Linked DNA regions of Homo sapiens: region 1 is linked to region 2. A link is a loop called in an ENCODE intact Hi-C map of the cell type or tissue named here. Cell type or tissue: PC-3. All regions are shown on one strand. Links, peaks and the distances in the headings refer to the core of each region. The heading gives the core; the rest is flanking DNA. Region 1 overlaps MANBA (mannosidase beta). Region 2 overlaps MANBA (mannosidase beta).

The links. Peaks named below come from ENCODE experiments on the same cell type or tissue, not always from the same donor. Only the 100,000 strongest peaks of a DNase experiment are listed, where the experiment ranks them.
Region 1: a loop joins it to region 2, with 1.9 times the contacts of the local background. A loop is called at or near these places in 3 of 110 quality-filtered maps.

Annotation. Positions count from the first base shown.
Region 1 is chr4:102,681,056-102,691,854 of GRCh38, forward strand. It overlaps MANBA (mannosidase beta), which reads right to left. Exons shown (of 17, transcript NM_005908.4): 6 at 9,541-9,716; 7 at 8,519-8,629. Among named protein-coding and RNA genes, the nearest start is that of MANBA, 75 kb to the right of the region's middle. RefSeq lists an enhancer at 6,655-6,704. In PC-3, for the core only: no CTCF peak of the experiment used is centred there; a DNase peak (open chromatin) is centred at 6,836; H3K4me3 peaks cover 346 bases; H3K27ac peaks cover 1,494 bases.
Region 2 is chr4:102,727,158-102,737,956 of GRCh38, forward strand. All of the region lies in intron 1 of MANBA (mannosidase beta), which reads right to left. It also overlaps the pseudogene LRRC37A15P, the pseudogene KRT8P46 and the pseudogene LOC100288914. Among named protein-coding and RNA genes, the nearest start is that of MANBA, 28 kb to the right of the region's middle. RefSeq lists enhancers at 2,325-3,319, 7,407-7,456. In PC-3, for the core only: a CTCF peak has its summit at 4,220 (motif pointing right); no DNase peak of the experiment used is centred there.

The sequences.
Region 1 (10,799 bases), core at 4,626-8,625, 44 kb before region 2:
CTTTGGGAGGCTGAAGCGGGAGGGTTGCTTGAGGACAGGGGTGTGAGACCAGCCTGGGCAACATGGCAGGCTGTGTTGCAACACCCACTTACTGTCTGCACCTAAGGCTAACTACTCCCCATCTCTAGAAAAATAAAATAGGCAAGGCATGGTAGCATGTGCCTGTAGTAGTCCTAGCTACTCAGGAGGATAAGGTAGGAGGATCACTGGGGCCCAGGAGTTCAAAGCTGCAGTGAGCTATGAGCAGCCTGGGTGACAGAGTGAGCCCCTGTCTCTAAAAAGAACAAAATAATAATAATAATTCTAAAGCATTTTTTTCAGTATCTGCCACCCCCTACTAAAGCATACCACTGATGTCATGTTTTACTTTGACTCTTTCTTTAGTTTCAAAACAACAAATTTAAAAAAATAAATTTCAATTCTAAAGACACTATTAAAATTAGTAGAATATACTTCATACATGAACTAAAATATGCACTTACCAAGCAAAATATTACACATTACACCTCAGAGTCCATAGCTTTCTCAACTGTAAATTTAAAGCATAAAAATAACTCCAAGAGATCACATCGAATTGAAGTAACTTATGTTGAGTTTCTCCTTTTTTATAATCACTGTGCTATTGTTGTTTATTTCTAATCTGCAATGCTTTTAAATGCAGGCATGTATAGGGCAGGGAATGGAAGCACAAACTGTGTTCAAAACAAGCTCATACAATTCCAAACTGTTATAAATTTGCTTTCAAAATGACTGTATGAAGCTGAATCTTCATGTATCCGGGAATGACTGTATAACTAAGAGTACTCCAGGCCAGGTGCAGTGGCTCACGCCTGTAATCCTAGCACTTTGGGAGGCAGAAGCGGGTGGATCACCTGAGGTCGGGAGTTTGAGACTAGCCTGACCAACATGGAGAAACCCCCATCTCTACTAAAAATACAAAAATTAGCCGGGCATGGTGGTGCGTGCCTGCAATCCCAGCTACTCAGGAGGCTGAGGCAGAATAATCGCTTGAACCTGGGAGGCAGAAGTTGCAGTGAGCCGAGATCACGCCATTGCACTCCAGCCTAGGTAACAAAAGACAACTCTGTCTCAAAAAAAAAAAAAAAAAAAGTACTCCAAATTAACTTTCATGTAGAATATAATGTCTATTACAGGACTGGTAATAAAAATGTGCCAAATCTAAGCATACATGTATATTATTAACATTCAAGAGTAACCAAACACATAGTTAAAACTTAGACCAACATATGATTGGTGGAGGGGGAGGGTAGGAGAAGTATTCTATCACTGGCATTATTTATTAATAGGATTGCCAGTATATAGTAATAATGAAAAACAGGCCAATCTATAGTCTACACACAATTCACCCACTTACTGTCTGCACCTAGGGCTAACTGCTCCCAAGGCCCACCTGGAGAAGTCACTGCCTATAGCCATCTTGGAAATATTTAATAAAACTTCTGACAAGAATAAGGCCAAAAGGACAGTGTACTGGGTTGAACAGTGTCCCCCCAAAATTCATGTCCACCCAAAAATACAACCTTATTTGGAAATAAAGTCTTCGCAAATATATTTAGTTTAGTTAAAATGAGGTCATACTGGGCCCTAACCCAATGGCTGGTGTAGTTATAAGAAAAGGAAACAAGAGACACACACAAGGAGAAAGCTATATGATGGTGGAGACAGAGATCAGAGTGATGCATCTACAAGCCAAGGATTGCCAGCAATGATGAGAAACTGGAAGGGGCAAGGAAGAATTCTTTCCCAGAGCCTTCGGAAGGAACACAGCTCTGCCGACACCTTGATTTTGGACTCCAGCCTCCAAGACTGTGAGAAAATAAATTTTAAGATACTCAGTTTATAGTAATTTGTAATAATAGACCTAGAAACCTAATACAGAAGGAGACACACTTCATAATCTCTGTGCCCTCTCAATACAAAAATACACCTTGATTATTCCTAATTCCATATCTTTGGCTATGTACTTTTAAGGTCTTTAGAGAGCCAAGAGTAGCACTTAGAAAAAATTCCACTAGTATTATGTTGGTTTTTTGCCCTGTGCAATTTGCAAAGATGAAGACAGGAATTTAAGAAACAAAGAACAAAGTGACATTAAAAAAGAAAAAAAAAAACTGAAAAAGAAAAAAAAATCCCAATTGTTTTTCTAATTGTAGTAGCCATGGACAATCATTCACCTCCTCTGGCTTGGGAACTATGAAACACAAGTTTTAATTGATTGTAGAGTACTTATTATTACATCTATTTTCCTACAATAATTTAATTGGAGAATCTTGATCCCAGGAGCAAACGTACACAGCAACAGCCTTCTGCTGCTTTTAGCAAAACGATACCTTATACATAGAATACTTGAGAAATTCTTATAAAATAAATTAGGTGTAAGAGAAATATCAACTAATTGGTTTCCTGTTTTTCCATAAAGGCAAGCCATAATAAGCATTCAAAAATATGTATTAGTTCATTAAAACACGTTACCTAGTCAATTCAGTACAATCAATTAGTAGGATAAAAACACTCAGTTAACCTGGGCAGAAAATGGCAAAAACTGATTGGTCAGATTTTTTATTCCATTTACCCAGAGTATCCTCTACCATTCCCACTTATACACAAAACTTTTTCTTTTGTTAAAAAATCAATTTGGTTTCCCAAACTGATAAAGCTAACTCTCCCAGACTCACATTCTAAGGTCCCTCAGGCAATGATTTATTTGGCAGAATTTATGATATCCCAACATTTATTTTTTATTTTGTTATTTATTAATGTTTAAATTGCCTGTTGATATTTTCCCTATATTACCTCCCTTCTTGCTTAAACCATTTGCCCCAATGTCACTCAACATAAGAAAATTCTCAGTCATCAAGATATTCTGCCATGTTCACAAAGAAATGTAGTCGGCCCTTTCCTCTCTCTCAAGTGTCTGCATTCTTTTCATGATTCCATACATTTCTGCTGTATGGGCTGCATTCAAAATCTGTAACTTCCCCAGGACCTTTTGTCTGAGTCAGATATGCTGCTGTCTCCTGATATACTCAGTTAAAAAAAAAAAAAATCCTAAACACGTTTCTAAGCTCAGTGGAAGAGGAGAGGCATGAAACAAAGATATAAAACTGAAGCAAGATGGATTTCAATGAGGTATATTTAAAACAGAATTATTTTTGCATAAAGCAAGCCCAGGGTAACAATAAACAAGAGCAATAGAGGTGAAATAAGGAGGGGCTGGTGATGAGAAAACAGTGTTCAATGTCCTGTCTGACACAGTACCAAGTGCTGGCGAGCATGAGGAGCCTAGGCAAGTCTCATATAACCACTTTGGATGGCAGTTTAGCATAATCTACAAAGCTGAACTCATGCATCCTCCATAATCATGCCATTCCACTCCCAGCAGACATGCCGTTGGGGGCATATGTGCTCCGAGTGTTATATCAGTAATGTTCACAGCAGCATTACTTGGAATAGCCAAAACTGGCAACTACTCAAATTGCAACAGCAAAATGTGTAGTATAATAAAATTTTATACAACTTAAATAGACAAACTTACAGTTACACAGAACAATAAACAGCAGTCCCCCCTTATCTGCAGGGGATACGCTCCAAGACCCCCAGTAGGTGCCTGAAACTGCAGATAGTACCGAACCCCATATATACTATGACTTTTTCTGTCTGATAAAGGAGAAGGCTGCTGAGTGACTAACAGGTGGATAATGTATACAGCAAGGATATGCTCAACAAAGCGATGATTCATGTCCTGGACAAGACAGGGCAGGACAGCACGAGATGCCATCATGCTACACAGAACAGTGAGCAATTTAAAACTCATGAATTGCTTATTTCTGGAGTTTTCCATTTACTATTTTCAGACCACAGTTGACCATGGGTAACTGAAACCACAGATAAGGAGGCACTACTGTACCTAAATGTCAAAAACATAATGCTGAGCCAAATTAGCCACACACTAAAAAATACATGCTATATGGTTCCATGTACATAAAATTCAAAAAGAGACAAAAGTAACCTAGTGATGGATGTCAGGATAGTGGATCTTCGGGAAGGAAACAGGGGTCATTACTGGGGAGGCTCGCAGAAGGGAGGGGAGAGTTTGAGGTGTGAAGTGCTAGTAATTAATGTTCTGTTTCTTGAACATGTTGACAGTTACCTGAGTGTTCATTTTCTCATAATTCATTAAGCTTTTCACTTATGGCTTGTGTATTTTTCTGTATGTGTCATATTTCACAATAAATAAAAAATAAAATGTTGTTTGACCAAAACTCCCTAGCTTTCTTTCTCAGGCTTACTTTTTCACCCTAAAACTCCACTGACAAAAGTGTTTGCCAGTCTTATAGAAAGAAAATATACTTTAAATGGTCCTAGAGACCTTCAAAATTACCTCCATCCTCAAGCTGCATCCTTTCCTCCCATGTGTTATCTTTCACCACTATTACAACGAAAACAGAGCCCCCCATCCCAAAGTGAATCCATCCTCTTCTTATCTCCTACCTCCCAGAGACCTTGCCCTCTCAACTACCTCCCTGCTTTCTAACTCTTTTTAGTCTTTCCCTCGCTACTGGCCCCTTTCCATCAGGATTTTGCTGTTGCTTTCCATTCTCTTAATGGTATCCTTTTCTATGTTGAAATCATTGCAAACTTGTAATAAAGTTCCAACAATAATACAAAGAACTCCTATATATAATACAAAGAATCCAGAGACCCCCCCATTCAAGTTTTCATCAGTTGCCCCAATAACATTATGACAAAAAAGATCACTGCACTGCACCCAGTTCGTACATAGTCTCTTCCACTGTAGGACAGTTCCTCAATCTTTCCTTGACATTTTTGAAGATTATAGTAGATTGAAGACTGAAGACTGAAGACTGAAGGCCCTTGTGTCCTTTCAATGTGTCACATTATTATTGAGTACCTCCTTACTTCCTGGAACAGCAAGATATTTCAGGCTCCAGCTCGAGAATCAGTCATTTCTCCAAAGAGCCCTGATTGCTTTCAGCACAGAGTGGTATTCCAAATCAACATATGGGTCCTAAATCTACTCACTGCTACTAGAGAGCCACTCTTCCCAGGCGCTCTGAGAAAGGATTAGGAAATGTGTGAAAAGAACTAGGAAATGTGTGTGTGTGTGTGTGTGTCTACCCACACATACACATGCATTTACAAAGACATTTATTTCTCTGTCTACACATACTGAAAATCATAACTTCATACTATTAGCTCCAATTTGAATCCACTGTAGCTTTCCCCCCTTCTATGTTGATACCACCTTTCTCCATTCATGAAAAGGCTGGCTTCCACCACTTCAATATATTTACTTATTTGTTCAGTTGCCTATGTGAAGCCAATCTGATCCCAACTGGCCACCATTACCACCTGGTCTAAGCATAGTTTCCAATCAGACGCTTTCAGAAGAGTTGCCTATATTCACCGTCTTTACTTCCATACCTTGAGTCATTCCTCAACCCACTACAATTTGATTTCCATGCTGATCAAGGTGACCAGTAATCTCCTTGCCACCAAATCTAAAGAATCTTTCTCAATTCTTTTCTAACTTGAACTCCCTTGCAGCATTCAACACTCTGAACATTCTTTGCTTCTTAAAACACTCTTTCCCTCTGGTTTCTGTGACTCCCCACTCAAATTGGTTTTCCCTCCACCTCGTCAACCATTCCTTCTTAGATTCTTCTACTGGCTTCTCCCCAAACCCCAACCTTACTAATTATGACTGCCTGGGGTTCTGTCCTAGCTCTTTTCTCTGTGCCATCCCTGAGGTATTTCATCCGCTACCATGGCTACAATTATCTACATTCTGCTAACTTACACATCTATATCCTTAACCCACATGCAATCCCTAAGCTTAAGATCTATCTAATGAAACACCTATCAAATATTATTCCTTGGGTGTCTCTCAATCACCCCACACAAAACACATCTAACACTGAAATAATTTCCACCCAACCCCTTCCCCCAAACCTTCTCTTCTTTCTGAGTAATGTAACTCAATGAACAGAGTTGCCCTGCCTGTTCAGAGGCTGCCTGTTCAGCAGCCCAAACCAGCAGCTGAGGAACCATTCCTAACTCCTTCTTTTTTCCCACCCCCACATCATCAAGCCTGCTGAGGTTATATCCTAAATCTCTTTCAGATTTATTTCCTCAGCAGTTCTGTAGACCAACCAATCCTCATTTTTTGTCTGAATCACCACCACAGTCTTCTAACTGGTCCCCTACTCTTGCCATCCTTCCAATCTGATCTACACAATCTTTGTAAAATATGCATATAATCCTTACCCCCTCCTTAAAATCCTTCCAAGAATCCTGGCAGCACTCAGGACAGTGCTTCTTCCTTCACGTGGCTCACTAGGCCCTGCAGGACTTTGTCCTAGCTACTTTTACAACACCATCTCTTGTTCTTCAACTTCAAACTCAACCACAACTGCATTGAAATTTCTTTCACTTCTGCAAACACACAACATCCTTTCTAGTCCTTGGGCCTTCACGTTCTTTTCCCTCCGCCTCTTTGCTACATTACTTGGCCAAATTCTACTTATCCCTCAGGACACAGGCTCTGGGAATCTTCCCAGAATGCCCCTGCTCTGCACTTCCATGGCACTCTCTACATCTCTAGAGTGCTAATATATTCCAATGGCTCATTTAATGATTGAACTTCCCAATCAGATCATTAGTTCTACTAAGGTCTCAGAGAGAAACAGAAACAGTGTCTTAGTCACAGCTCTATCACCAGCACCTAGCAAAATAGCCAAAACACAGTAGGTGTGCCCTAAGTATTTACTGAATGAATCAGCCTCAAAAAATAGCAACTCTACGGCAGCCACAGCCAAAGAGCACATTTCACACACATGCATTAACTCAAGGTGTGGGGCAGTTAAACATCCTCCTTAAAGCAAACTCCTGTTGCTGCTCGATTCAAAGGCTGGCATCTTTATGTGTAATGAACAATAATACAGTCATATTAGCCTGAATGTAAAAGAATTATTTCCCTTAGAAAAAGACAGAAGTTCCTCTTCTTTCTCTGTAGTAAGTTGGAATGACTCATTATTTTTTACATTTTCATGAAAACAACACACAACAAACTCACTGTGTGAGACAGCACACATCCTCTCAGCCAAGAGGGGTACGACAAGAGTGAATGCTTTGGCCCTTAAGACGGGTCCAGGATGTTCTCCCTGTACATAACTCTGTGCATGTGTGCGTGCGCGCGCACACACACACACACACACACAAACACACATACACTCTCTTCCCCTCTCACACACACATACACACTCTTTCTCTCTCTCCCCTCCCCCCTTACACACACACACACACACACACACACACACATTCACAGTGTCTCAGAAAATACACAGCATGATTGAACAAAAGAAAAACAGAAAATGCACTCCTGAAGGACATATCTCCATCCTTAGCATGTTGTCTGGCCCACAGGAGAGGAAATACCAAATGTAAGAGGTGACACCAGCCAACTGTAAACACCGAAGCTGGTGTCTGGGAGAGGAGGAGATCTTTGAAGAGGGTTAATACCATTTCTACTAACTATATGCCATGACTCTTATAAGCCAGATCCAAGCCATCTCGTTCTTATTGTCCCTATTTTACATATTTTGAGATTAAGTAAGTAGCCTATAGCTAATAAATAACAAAGTGCAGTTCTTTCCAATTCCTAGTGCTATATCCTAAAATGGGTAAAACTGAAAAATCAGAAAACACCAGTAGAAGCACCTTATTCAGAAAAATGAAGAAGAATGTCAGAGGAAATAAATAAAAGTTAAAAATGGTTGGTTCTGGGGAGTAGGAAGTAAGAATAGGAAGTGATGGGCAAGAGGTCTTATTTTTCATATAAACTTACTAGTAATATTTGAGTTTTAAAATTACACATGTATTATTTTGATATAAGGTACAATTTTAAATCATAGCAGGAGACTACTTATTGACAAAATAATATCTAAAGTATGATCCATTTAAAAATATAAGGCCGGGCGCAGTGGCTCACGCCCGTAATCCCAGCACTCTGGGAGGCCAAGGCAGTAGATCACTTGATATCAGGAATTCAAGACCTGCCTGGTCAACATGGTGAAACCCCATCTCTACTAAAAATACAAAAGTTAGCTGGGCGTGGTGGCGGGTGCCTGTAATCCCATCTACTTGGGAGGCTGAGGCAGGAGAATTGCTTGAACCCAGGAGGTGGAGGTTGCAGTGAGCCAAGATTGCACCATTGCACTCCAGCCTGAGTGACAGAGCAAGACTCTGTCTCAAAAAAAAAAAATATATATATATATATATATGTGTGTGTGTATATATATGTATGTATATATACACACACAGAGAGAGAAGCTTTTGAATGCTGTTACTAAAGATGATCTCTGATGGGTGGGGACACAAGAGTTTTGACGGTTTCTTCTTTTCCCATGAAGATCTGTATTACTATTTTTAAAAGAAATAAAATTATTTCACAAAATATTTTAAATTACTTACTTACCTTAGCTGATTTTTCAATATTTAAGCCTCCATCCAGTTCAAAAAGAACAGTCATGTTGTACCCAGTCTGGTTTCCATGTCCATGAGGCCACCAAGTTTCTACAGTAATATTCTTTTAAGAAAATTTAAAAGTCACTCTAATATGTCATATTTTCAGCAAAAAAGGCTCAAAGCATTACATCAATTTCTCAAATAGTCAAGTACAAAACTCTAGGTTCTAAAACAATGTAAGTCTCCCCACCTATATTATGCCCAATCAGACCAATTCATTGATAATATTTAAAAATCAGCATGCTGGGAATCTAGCATGGATCAATACATCAAAAGCAAAAGGAAAGAACAGAATAACATGAGTGTTCAGAAAAACAACTCTCCCTATCCCTAACACCGAGCTTACATTTATTCCACATTCTTAACACTTAAAATGGGACTCTGAAGTTGACTCTTCTTTCAAGCCAAAAACTAAAAATCATTTTGAGTTCTTACTTTATCTCAACAGCTACTGAATGTTATTTTGCTCCACCTTTTTCAGTACACAATTATCAATTAGAGGAATAGAAAAAAGAAAAAGAAAAGATAAAAATAATCCGTTCTACCTTGATATATGAAAGATCATGAGTTTAGAATTAAAATTGTGCATGTAGAATAAGTATCAATAATCAAAATAATTGACAAGTATCAAAAATAACCACTGCTATTTAAATATAATCCATAGAATGTATTTTGGCTTTAGGATACTACAAATACTACAGAAAATTAAAATACAATGATAAAAATAAAATGAGAGAAAGAATTGCCAAATTAATAATATATTCTCTATTTTCTTAATCTTAAAGTTTGGGAAAATCATTCTTTAGCTCATACTCACAGAAAATATATGAGAGACTAAAATAGAGAAGAAAATGACAAATATAAGCAGAGAAAGTAGAATTTTCTTTCATACTTAGTCCCTCCTTTCTAATCATTTCTTTAGCACAGGTATTGCTTTTCATCCAGTGCTTCTCAGGAAGTACCATCATTTACCTTGCTAATGTTCACAAATAGCTCAACAATCCTTTTCCCAGGTTGAAGTTCAATGCTGTATGTCTGTTGTGTTTGCAACTTAGGGATGGCTACGATCACTTGACCACCAACTGGCTTTGAGCTGACAACATCAAATGTAGACTCTATTTCCAGATTCCACTCCTGGGCACTCTTATCTAAAATATAAAAAGAAAAAGAAATATATATATATATATATAATATGCTAAGCATTATCACTGCATTTCTCAGGATTCATTGAAGGTAAGACTAAAGCAGCTTCAAACCCAGTATGTGCTCCACAATGCTGTCATAATCAAAACTTCGTGGAAATTTTCTTTTAATCTTCAGTTTAATCCTTCATTCTGAAGAAGAATAACAAAAATGGTATATTTTACATAGACTTCCACTCTAAAAATGTTATGATTGTAAGTCATAAAAACTTTATGGAGCATAAACAGAAAATGACAAATGGAAAGATAAAATAAATTTTCCAAGAATAATACACATTTGTTCCTTTTTAATTAAGTAAAAATACTTTATAAAGTAAAAAGTAATAGTATTTTACTTTATAATGTAAATGGGTTTTAAAGTTATGTAATAAGGTATAAATTTATATGTATTAAAATTAATCAAATGTGAAAAAATAAAGTTATACTTTAAATGTAGATAATTTATCCAATAAATATTTCCTGAGGACTTTCTATGTGCCATATACTCTGCTAAGTGATGGGAATTAAATGGTGACCAGGATAAACATGGCCCCTACTCTCATGAACTAAAAGTCTATAGACAAATTCAAAAGCATAATAATATCAGGACAGGAGAAATAAAAGGTTGTCCTGAGAAATAAAAACAGGACATCAGAAAGCACAGCTAATACAGAGAGGGTGAAGGAAGGCTTTCTCTCTTTTCTTTTTCCTTTTTTTTTTTTTTTTTGACACAGGTTCTCACTCTGTTGCCCCGGGAGTCACACAATCATAGCTCACTGTAGCTTTGAACTCCTGGGCTCAAGCAATCCTCCTGCCTCAGCCTTCTGAGCAGCTGGCACTATAGGCATGTGCCACTCACCTAGCTAATTTTCTTTTTACTTTTTGTAAAGATGAGGTCTCACTTTGTTGTCCAGGTTAGTCTTGAACTCCTGGCCTCAAGCAATCCTCCAGCCTCTACCTCCCAAAGCACTGGGATTATAGGCATGAGCCACCATGCCTGGCCAAGGAATGCTTTCATTAGAAAGTGGTATCTAGCTGAGACCAGAAGGA
Region 2 (10,799 bases), core at 2,506-6,505:
GCCAAGACAAACTATGGTCTGGGAGTCCCAGGTTCTCCTGTGTGGGCACTTTCCTGGAAGATGCTAAATGATAGGAAAATCTGGGTTTCATGTTTCTGTGTGGTCCTCACCTCACTTGACTTCTGCTCTTTCTGTTTGCTCTGGGCTTCCGTGCTCTCATTGATATAGTTCTCAGTTTTCCATTGGTCTGTATCCCATTCTGCCTTGGACATCTTTACTTCTTGCTGCTCACTGATGAATCAGGAGGCCTGTCCTGGAGATGAGCTTGGTATAGGCCAATTGCACATGGGTCTCAGAGCACTCCATCTTCAAGGTCCAGATAACATGAGAAATGAGTCTTCTCACATCATTATTGGGGATGAGGGGCCGTAGCTGCTGGTTTAGCTGAATTTCAAACTGATCACCTGGGGACGAGAGCAATGGGTAATTGAAGCTTTTGGGCTCGGGAGACAGGCCAGTGCCCATGTTGTTGTATTCCCATTGTGTTTCACAGTCTTCTCTAAGTTGAACGCAGTCTCAGCAGAATCTCCCTCAGGAGGATGGTTGTAGGTTGTGTTTTCAGAGATGGTGCCTTCTGGCATAGTAGTGTTTTCCATAAAAATGTTTTGTTCAAAGGCATTTCTTGCAGTGGTGCTTTTAAAACATTCTGATGGAGAAATACTTCCGGAAAAGGATTTTCCTGAAGACTCAGGTCTCCTAAAGATGAAAAAGCCCCTTGTGAAGGGGCATTTATGAGGCTTTTCACTGCAGAGAATGGAGGCCTCTTTGCAAGCAAAGTCTACTGAGAGAACTTTTCTGGAATGTACGATTGGTTTTAACTCAACTTTGCATTTTCTAAAACCAAAATGGGTAAGTCTTTCAATCTGTTTCTGACCACAGGTAGGGCTTTTGCAGGGGTGGAGATAGAAGGCACGCCCATGGAGAAGGGTTTCAGCAAAGAGAAGACTGCTGCCTTATGCTCTTGGTTGAACGAAGGCTTGGTATAGATGGCGTTTCCTGCTAACTTCTCATGCCCCTGCTCTATGTGAGGCTGTTCCAGCTCCCTTGGGGCTGGACTCCTGAGCCTTTTTTCTTTGGCAGCATTCTCCACAAATGCCCAGGCACCCTGTTCCTTCCTGTTGCTCTGCTTTCCCACCTCTTTGAAGTGACTTTTCTGGATGCTCCTTGGGCCCATGAGGATTCTGTTCACTCTCTGCAGGCTTTTGCCTACACTTTGAATCTTAGCCAGGCTGTTTTCCTGTGGTTGGACAGTTTCTAATTTCATGAGTTTTTGGATGCAGATTGAAGAGAGGGACTCTTTGTATGGTTTTTCGGAATACCCATCTTTCACATTTGAAAAAAACAGGTAACTATAAGGTTAGCTGTTGGCAGAGCTAGCAGAGGTTTTATTTTGGACCAAAAAAAAAAAGCAATTGAATTGTTTTGTAGCTGAAGGCATAGGCATGGGGGGTCCCCAGGTAGTAAACTACCCTGTGGGTGGGTTGAGGGCTAGGGCTGGGCCTCAGGTGGGTCTCACGTTCCCTGTGCTCCCTTCTGCTCTCTGGGAGAGTCGCAGGAGGGGCAGGCTGGGAGGGGCTGCCGCAGCTGTTCACTTGGGCAGGACGTCAGAGGACTAGGACACCAGCCTCCCATCATGGGTCTCGATCTTCTTCACAACCACTGCCCTGGTGGTGCTGGTGCGGCTGAAGGAGCTGGAGCCCACACCAGAGCCAAAGCTGGGGCTTGGGAGGCCCCCACAGGCCGAGCTCAGATCACCTGCATAACCACTGGTGGTCTTTGTATGGATACTCATGTTCTGCATCCCAGAGTCCAGCTGGCTCTCCTCGCCCTCCAGCAGCTTCCTGTAGGTGGCTATCTCGATGTCCAGGGCCAGCTTGATGTTCATCAGTTCCTGGTACTCAAGCAGTTGCCATGCCATGTCCTGCTTGGCCTGCTGCAGGGCGGCCTCCAGCTTGGACAGCTTGGCGTTGGCATCCTTAACAGCCAGCCCCCTGTGCTGCAGACATCTGTGATGGTGCCCTCCAGGGAAGCCCTCTGGCCTTTGAGGCCCTCAGTCTCAGCCTGGAGCTGGCTGATGTTCCGGTTCATCTCAGAAATCTCAGTCTTTGTACACTGCAGGTCATCCTCGTGCTTCCCAGCCAGCATCTGCAGCTCCTCATCCTTGATCTGGTACATGCTCTCAGCCTTGGCCTGGCTGCAGTTGGCGATCTCCTCGTATGGTGCCTTGACCTCAGCGATGATGCTGTTCATGCCCAGGGAGCGGCTGTTGTCCATGGGCAGCACCACAGATGTGTCCGAGATCTGGGACTGCAGCTCCTGGATCTCCTCTTCATACAGCTGCTTGAGGAAATTGATCTCGTCAGTCAGCCCTTCCAGGTGAGACTCCAGCTCTACCTTGTTCATGTAACCTTCATCCACATCCTCTTGATGAGGACAAATTCATTCTCCACCTCTGTACACTTATTGATCTCATCCTCATACTTGTTCTTGAAGTCCTCCACCAGCCCGGGCATGTTGCCAAGCTCCGCCTCCAGCTTCAGCTTCTCCTGGCCCAGAGTCTTCAGCTGCTGCCTAAGGTTGTTGATGTAGCTCTGGAACATGTTGTCCATGTTGCTCTGAGCCATCTTCTGCTGCTGCAGGAGGCTCCACTTAGTCTCCAGCATCTTGTTCTACTGCTCCAGGAACCATACCTTGTCTATGAAGGAGGCAAACTTGTTGTTGAGGGTCTTGATCTGCTGCTTCTCCTGGGTGCGCACAGCCTGGATGTTGGGGTCCACCTCCAGGTTAAGGGGGCTCAGCAGGCTCTGGTTGACTGTGATGGTGGTGATGCCACCCACGCTGCTGCCCTCACCATAGCCTCCGCCCAGACAACCTTGGAAGCTGCTGCTGCCCACTAGGGAGAAGCCTGAGGAGCTTATCTGGACACTGGGCCCACTTGTGTAGGAGTGGCTGCTGAAGGCCCGGGGCCCAGAGGTGGACACCTTGTAGGACTTCTGGGTCACCCTGATGGACATGGTGGAGGCAGGAGTGGGGGCAGGAAGGCCGAACCAGATAGAGATCCCAGAAGGAGTGGAGAAGCTGCTTCTTGGTCTTTTCAGTTAACTTTACCACATATCGTCTCATGACCGGAGGAATTTACAAGAGGGTATAACTTAGATTTATCCACATTTCTCATGACCTTCCCTGTGCCACCTGGAGGGCTGTAAGCAGGGTTTGCTTAGTGTAGCAAGTCGGCAACCTTGCTGTGGCACCTAGATAAGGGTTCAGGAATGCAGCTGCAGAGTATTCGGGGTAAGGGTCAGCTGCACTGCGGGGGCGGTTCCTGGGGCAGCTCGTCCCTAACAGTAACAACATTGATTCTACATCTTATAGATTTTTCTATGAGAAATAAGGCAAGACGTAATTTAGTGCGTCATTGATGTCTAGCTGCTCACTCCCAAAGCCTGACAAGTTGATGCCATTGCTGTCTGAGGCCGCCTCCAGCTCAGTAGTCAGCTCAGTGCTCGTGTGCTTCTTCCGGGCTTGTAATACCTTCATGAACGCTCCTTCTGGATTCCCTACAGATAGATGCTTCTTCAACTGTCAGGTAAGACACAATAAGTCTTTCTGAGTTTCTCTTATAGGGTTTAGCTTGTTAATTTCCTTATACTTTGTCCTCAAACTCAACTATCTTGTTCTTCCTTGCGCCTAGTTACCATAAACAGCCTACCCGCTTCCCGTCAGCTCTAATCAATAACTCACATCTGTTCCCTTGGTTACCTGCACCCCATGTTCCCCTGAAACTGCACATCTCACACGCTCCACCTCTGTCCCCCTCCCCTTCTATATTTAAAAAAATATGTACAAGTAGCCAATTGGGTCAGCTCAAACTGTGCAGTCCAACCCCAGCCCAAGGGGGAGTAGCACAGAGATAGGGACTGCGTTGAGGATAAAAACCCCCTGGTCTCCTTTGTTCTCTGTGCTCTTGCGATCTTGATTGACGCAAGTGGCACCCTTCTGCAGAAGTAAATTGCCTTGCTGAAAGAATTAAAAAAAAAAAAAAGATTGGCTTCCCCTTTTAAAACCAAACACAAAACCACCAGTATCAGCAGAGAATGAAAGACTGAATCTGTGGTGTGTAGCCAGCAGTCTCTCATTGCCCTGTGGTTCTCACTGTGCTGTTTGCGCCACTATCCCAGCCAGCCTCCAGGGGGAATACTTCTCTACTGCCCAAAAGTCAGCACAACTCCCTTCCGCTCATTGGATTCACTTAGCATTTCCAGTTATTTTTCACTTAGCTAAGTGAGCATGAAAAGGATCTCTACAGAGAATACACAGGCAGCAGAGATACTTCAAAACTTATTAACATCAGGTTTCTTATATTATCCTACCTCAGGTCAGCAAACTGCCACCCACAGGCCACATTCAGCTCACTACATGTCTCTGTGTGGCTAGCAAGCTAAGTAAGAATGGACATGTGCCCATAAATAAAGTTTTACTAGAGCACAGCCATGCCCTTTCCTTTGCAATTTACATATGGCTGCTTTGGTGCTATAGTGGCAGAGTTGAGTAGACATGATGGAGACCATCTGGCCCTCGAGGTCTAAAATATTTAGTATTTAGCTATTTACTGAACGTGTTTGCTAACCCCTGCCCAAGATGACTGGCCTCCTAGATGTTCATAGATGTTGCTCCATCTGAGTGTCTAGACCCAAGTCTGCCTCTTCATAAATCCTTAAGTCTTTCTTCTCCTACCCCCTTTCCACTCTTTTTACACTTTTTTTTTTTGAGATGGAGTTTCACTCTTGTTGCCCAGGCTGGAGTGTAATGGCGCAATCCCAGCTCACTGCAACTTCAGCCTCCCAGGTTCAAGCGATTCTCCTGCCTCAGCTTCCCAAGTAGCTGGGATTACAGGCATGCACCACCACACCTGGCTAATTTTTTGTGTGTTTTTAGTAGACATGGGTTTTCACCATGTTGGTCAGGCTGGTCTCGAACTCCTGACCTCAGGTGATCTGCCTGTCTCAGCCTCCCAAAGTGCTGGGATTACAGACATGAGCCACCGCATCTGGACTCTTTCCACTCTTTATCTCCCAGAGGAATACTCAAGACAGGAGGCAGAACAGAAAGTGGCAAACAAATCTTTTCAGTTCATCTATCCATGAACAATATATAGAAGGGAATTGTGCAGGCATGGAGGGGCTTCCCCTCCTTTGTCAGGGACAGATCCAAGTTATTTCCTTAGGGACCGTAACTCCAAGTCAAGAAGGAAAAGCCAACTCTGTCTAAGTTCCACACAGGTAAGAGCCAGATGAACACGTTAGGCTGGCAATGGCCAGTTAGGCAGTTGCCCAGGGCAAATCTGTAAGAAGCACTACAACATCAGTGGGAGTGTATCAAGATCAAGATAGGTATCTGCCAGAAACTGATCCAAACTGGAAGAAATATTTTGATAAGCTACTAGAGGAGAGAGTGACTGATGAGATTTAAAACAACACGTAATCACCAAACTGGCTTTTAAGGTCTGGTTAATGGTAAGGTTTTGTTCTGTTAAATGCCGTGTGCCAAGCCCAGCCAACTTATCTCCCACACAGGACTCGGCCTCTCCAATGAACAAACATGGAACACATATTTACAGACACAGGGTTGAAGAGGCACCTAATTATTAGCATGACCATGTCATTCCCCCAAGACCTATTTATAACTCTACACTGTGGACTTAGTCCAATACAGTTAAAAATATCATGAGAAGGAAGGTGTGAGAGCAATTCAGCCACAACACATCAACACACTAAGCCCGGGGGCTGGCTGATGATCTGGTTGACGGGGCACAAGTCCCCTTCCTTTCTCCCAGCTCCCTGAAGGAATCTGCAAGTTGGTTCAAGAGGGCAATCTTCCCAGATATATTTTTTCGACACAAACATAATTTATAGGTTAAAATTTTATCTTAAAGAGGCCAATCTGAAAAACCTAAATAATGTATGATTTCAACTATATGTCATTCTGGATGTTAAATAAAAATTACAGGAGGCCGTTGTTGACTGAGCTCCTATACTAGGCCTCAGCAGACCAGATCAAACCAAAACAGTCACTCATGCTAAGTACCACTTAATCAAACTGAAACTTTAACGAAGGAGGTAGATCCACAAACAGGGCAGTTTTTCCTGAAAACTTGAGATTCCTGTTCACCTGAGTAAGGAAGTCCTCTCTGCATTTTTTTTTTTTTTTTTTGAAACAGGTCTTGCTCTGCTCTGTCACCCAGGCTGGAGTGCAGTGGCACAACCATGGTTCACTACAGCCTCAACCTCCGGGGCTCAAGCAACCCTCCCAGCTCAGCCTCCTGAGGAGCTGGGGCTACAGATGTATGCCACCACTCCCAGCTAATTTTTTATTTTTATTTTTTTGTAGAGATGGAGATCTTACTATGTTGCCAAGGCTGGTCTCAAAATCCTTAGCTCTAGCAATCCTCCTACCTTGGCCTCCCAAAATGCTGAGATTACAGGCGTAAGCCACCACACTGGCCGGTTCTCTCTGCTTTTACCCTTTCTAGAAAAGTAACCTGAAGTAATCTGATGTTAATCAATCAGTTTTTTTCCTACTGTTCTGTTTCTTTGTTCCTTACAAAACCCACTATTCTTCCATGGCCCCATGAAAGTGCTCACTGTATTTTGTAGAATGGATGCTTTCCTGATTCATGAATCACAAATAAAAAACAATTTGATCTTTAACTACATTTGTTGTAATTTTGTCTTTTGACATGGAAAAGAAAAAACTATGGAGACAGTGAAAGGATCAGTGGTTACCATAGGTTAAGCAGAGGAGAAGAATGAATAAACAGAGCACAGAGAATGTTTATGGCACGGAAATTATTCTTTACAATATTGCAATGGTGAATACAAGTCATTATACATTTGTCCAAACCCACAGCATGTACAACCAAGAATGAACCCTAATGTAAAGTGTGGACTTTGACTGATAAAGATGTGTCAATGTCTGTTCATTGATTCTAACAAATGTACCACTCTGGTGGGGAATGTTGAAGAATGGGATGCTGTGCATGCAAGGAGGTAGGAGGTTATGTGAGAACCCTCTGTACTTTCTGTTCAATTTTGCTGTAAACCTACAAAGTCTACTCTTCCGGGGGAGAAGGGCAGCAGCGTGAGAGTTGGCTCTGAAGAGTGGTGAGTCAGAAGAGACCTCAGGCAGCAAGCGACTTGGGCCATGGCCTCTGACCTAGACTTCTCACCTCTGGAGGTGCCTGAGCCCACTTTCCTGGAGAACCTGCTATGGTACGGACTCTTCCTGGGAGCCATCTTCCAGCTCATCTGTGTGCTGGCCATCATCATACCCATTCCCAAGTTCCACGAGGTGGAGGCTGAACCATCTGAGCTCAGAAGTGCTGAGGTGACGAGGAAGCCCAAGGCTACTGTTCCTTCTGTGAACAAGAGGCCCAAGAAAGAGACCAAGAAGAAGCGGTAGAAGAGGAGGCCCGAGGAGCCAGACAGGCAGGGAGAGGGCCTTGGGGACAGCCCTCCTGGGAATCTATATCCTGTTCCCCCTCTCCATCCCAGGTTCAGGGTCTGAGGAGGCTGTGACACCCTCTGACCTCAGAGATCTAGACAGTCATGACAGTCCCCAGGCTCCAGCTGTGCAGTCCACCACTTCCTCTTCCTTCTGCTTCTGTGATGGTTTAGAGTCAAGGGGACTGAAACACACTGTGACTGTATTAGGAGGTTTGTTTAGAAGTTGGGTCAGCTCACAGAGTCACATTTTCTTACTTAGTCATGTGTCCAGCCTTGAGTCACCCCCTCCTTGTGAGTTTACATTACATTTTGGAGTCATTATCTAATGCTGACAAGCCCACCCTCTCCCATTATTTGTGCACTACAGATCTCCTGCTAATCAGTCACCTTTTTTGCTGCTGTGTAGACAGAGCCAGGCCTCACCTGTTTGTTTAGGCCAAAACGCCATGGCCATGCAATGTTAGTGATCCCACTAGCTGCGACAGCCAGGCCCAGAAAATGCCTGACATGAGAGCCAGCAGACAGCCCAGGCCAGGGTAGGCAGTGCCTGCTTCTGCTCTATCAGGTGCAAGGGATTTGGCTGAAGGCATGCATATTTCCTGGACACAAACTTCCTGAGCTTCTGAAATGGGAGGCTCATCAATTTCAGACCAACCTCTTTTCAACCCTTCAACCCATCATAGCACGTTCAAGGTGTGCCTTTTACTTCCACCTGTACATCCCCCATTCCTTCAATTCTTTCATTCCCTAACCAGAGAGAGTTCCTGGGGGAAATGTGGCGAATAAACTGCATGCATGCTGAAAAAAAAAAAAAAGAAAGAAAAGTCTACTAAAAATTTTTCTCTTACTAAGAGAAAATACCAAAAAAAAAAAAAAAAAGTTATAGAGGCTTAAATTACATTTAAAATAACTATTCCAAAGGCCAATCAACCAACCTAATTTGGTTCCAGGTTGGTCTGACCCTATTTGATCATACTGAAATTCTGAGCCTTATTTATAGCAAACAGCAGCTCAGGGTTACCTCTCATGACTAAGGACCCATGTCAGCCTGAGTTGTTAAGCAAACCCATGAACCCTAAAACAAATAAAAGTATCATTTGTCAACCATTTACTATACATCAGCCTCTAAAGTAGGCACTCATACACTCTTATCTTCATAATAAACACGTACAGTAAATACCATTTAATAGAGGAAGAAACTAAAGCTCCAAAAAGTGAAGTAGCTTTCCTGAGGTGCCACAACTAAGCAGAAGTATGTACACTGAGGAAAGAAACCAATCTAGTCTAACACCAAGGTCTGAATTTTTTGGACTATACTACAATGCCTCATGCTACATATACTTACACGTTTATACCAGCTGGTAACTGCAACAACAATAATAATAGTTAAAAGTTACTGCCTGTGACCCTAGTGGGGTAGGTACTATTATCATACCCATTTACCAACAAAGACTCTAAAGCTCAACTCAAATGGCTATTAAGTGGTGGAGGACTGACTCAGAACCAGGAAAGATGGCTCCAGGGTCCATATACTTAGTCATTACCTAGTACTACCATTAACATCACAACACCACCAATAGTTACAATGTCAGTGCTTATAAAGCAGCAGCCATGAAATAAACATGCCGTGTGTGCCTCGGCTAGTGATTTATAATTGATACTTACCATATTTACTATGTTTACTGTACATCAACAAACCATGTGTCATCAGAGCATGCAAATGACAATATCATCAGTCTCATTTTCTCAGTAAGCTTCTGGACTCCATCATTATACCTGATTATAGATACAGAGACTACTTAACCAGGTATAGCTTTTCCACTCCCCAGTTCTGCTTCAGACCAATGTCAGACTTTACCCCAGATACAATTACTTCGAATAGAATTAAATGGAGAAAGTTTTTTCAACTATCTTGTTTACAGGCGTTGTTTTCTTAGACACTTGGGCAAAAATAAATAAATAGATGTTAAGAAAACACTTATCAAAAACAAGCAAAATGTGGATTAGGATACATAATTATCTGGCAAACTGAGATAAAACGGCAGATAGGAGACAGGACTAACATGCAGCTCCCACTTGGATGAACAGAACAGCATGTGGAGACTCACACTGTGAATTTTTGCTCCAAGAACCACCACAGGAACATACCGGGAAAACCAAAAGAATTCAAGACCCTTTGAAACAAGTGGTTTGCCACTGCAAATTCTGTGAAACAGCCAAAAACTGTGAGTTCCCAAAGTGTGAGAGGGAAAAATGTCTGCCTCCAAACACACATCCCCTCTGGGAACCTGAAAATTCAGATCACGGGAGAAGGATTTAACCTTACCTAGAGCTGAAATGGATTTCAGGAGCCAAGCAAAATATAATAGTACCGAGAAAAGAAGCACCGGAAAGAGCGAGTCCCCAGCTTGAGTCCAGGGAAGCCATTCCTGGCCTATCTCACAGAGGTCTTTGGGGAAGGGAAGGCACCCAGCAGAACTGGAGGGGAGTCACAGGGTGAAGGAAGCTCCCGGCTGAACTTTGTAATATTTTCGACAAGCATGAATTTTCCTGAGCAGAATCCAGGAGCTTGGGGGTGGTGAACAGGAAGAACAGATATGAGCACAGCCAAAGGTGTGAGCAGGTGGGGAGGGGTGAGGCCTGAGAGCCATGTTTGCTTTCTCAGCAGGGAGGCTTATAGCCTGGGGCAAGATCTCAGTCCTGCTCACCGGCTGCCTGGATAGGAACTGATATAAAGTCAGTGCTGTTGGGGGGGCACAGTAGGAGTGAGACTGGCCTTGCTGGCTTCATGGAAGATGGGTAAGGCCTGTGGTGTTTTTTTTGTTTGTTTGTTTTTTTTTTGAAATGGAGTCTCGCTCTGTCACCCAGACTGGAGTGCAGTGGCACGATCTCTGCTCACTGCAAGCTCCGCCTCCCGGGTTCACACCATTCTCCTGCCTCAGCCTCCTGAGTAGCTGGGACCACAGGCGCCCGCCACCACGCCTGGCTAATTTTTTGTATTTTTAGTAGAGACAGGGTTTCATCGTGTTAGCCAGGATGGTCTCGATCTCCTGACCTCGTGATCCGCCCGCCTCGGCCTCCCAAACTGCTGGGATGACAGGCATGAGCGACTGCGCCCGGCCGGGTAAGGCCTGTCAGTGCTGGCTTTTCCCTAGCGAACTGTATGATGCAGCAGAGGCAATCATAATCCCCCTGGCAACATAATTCCATTAGCCTGAGAACCCCATAGTGGCCATGGCAGGCCCCACCCAAAAAGAGTCTGAGCTCAGACCCTAACCCTGTCCTCACCTGATGGAT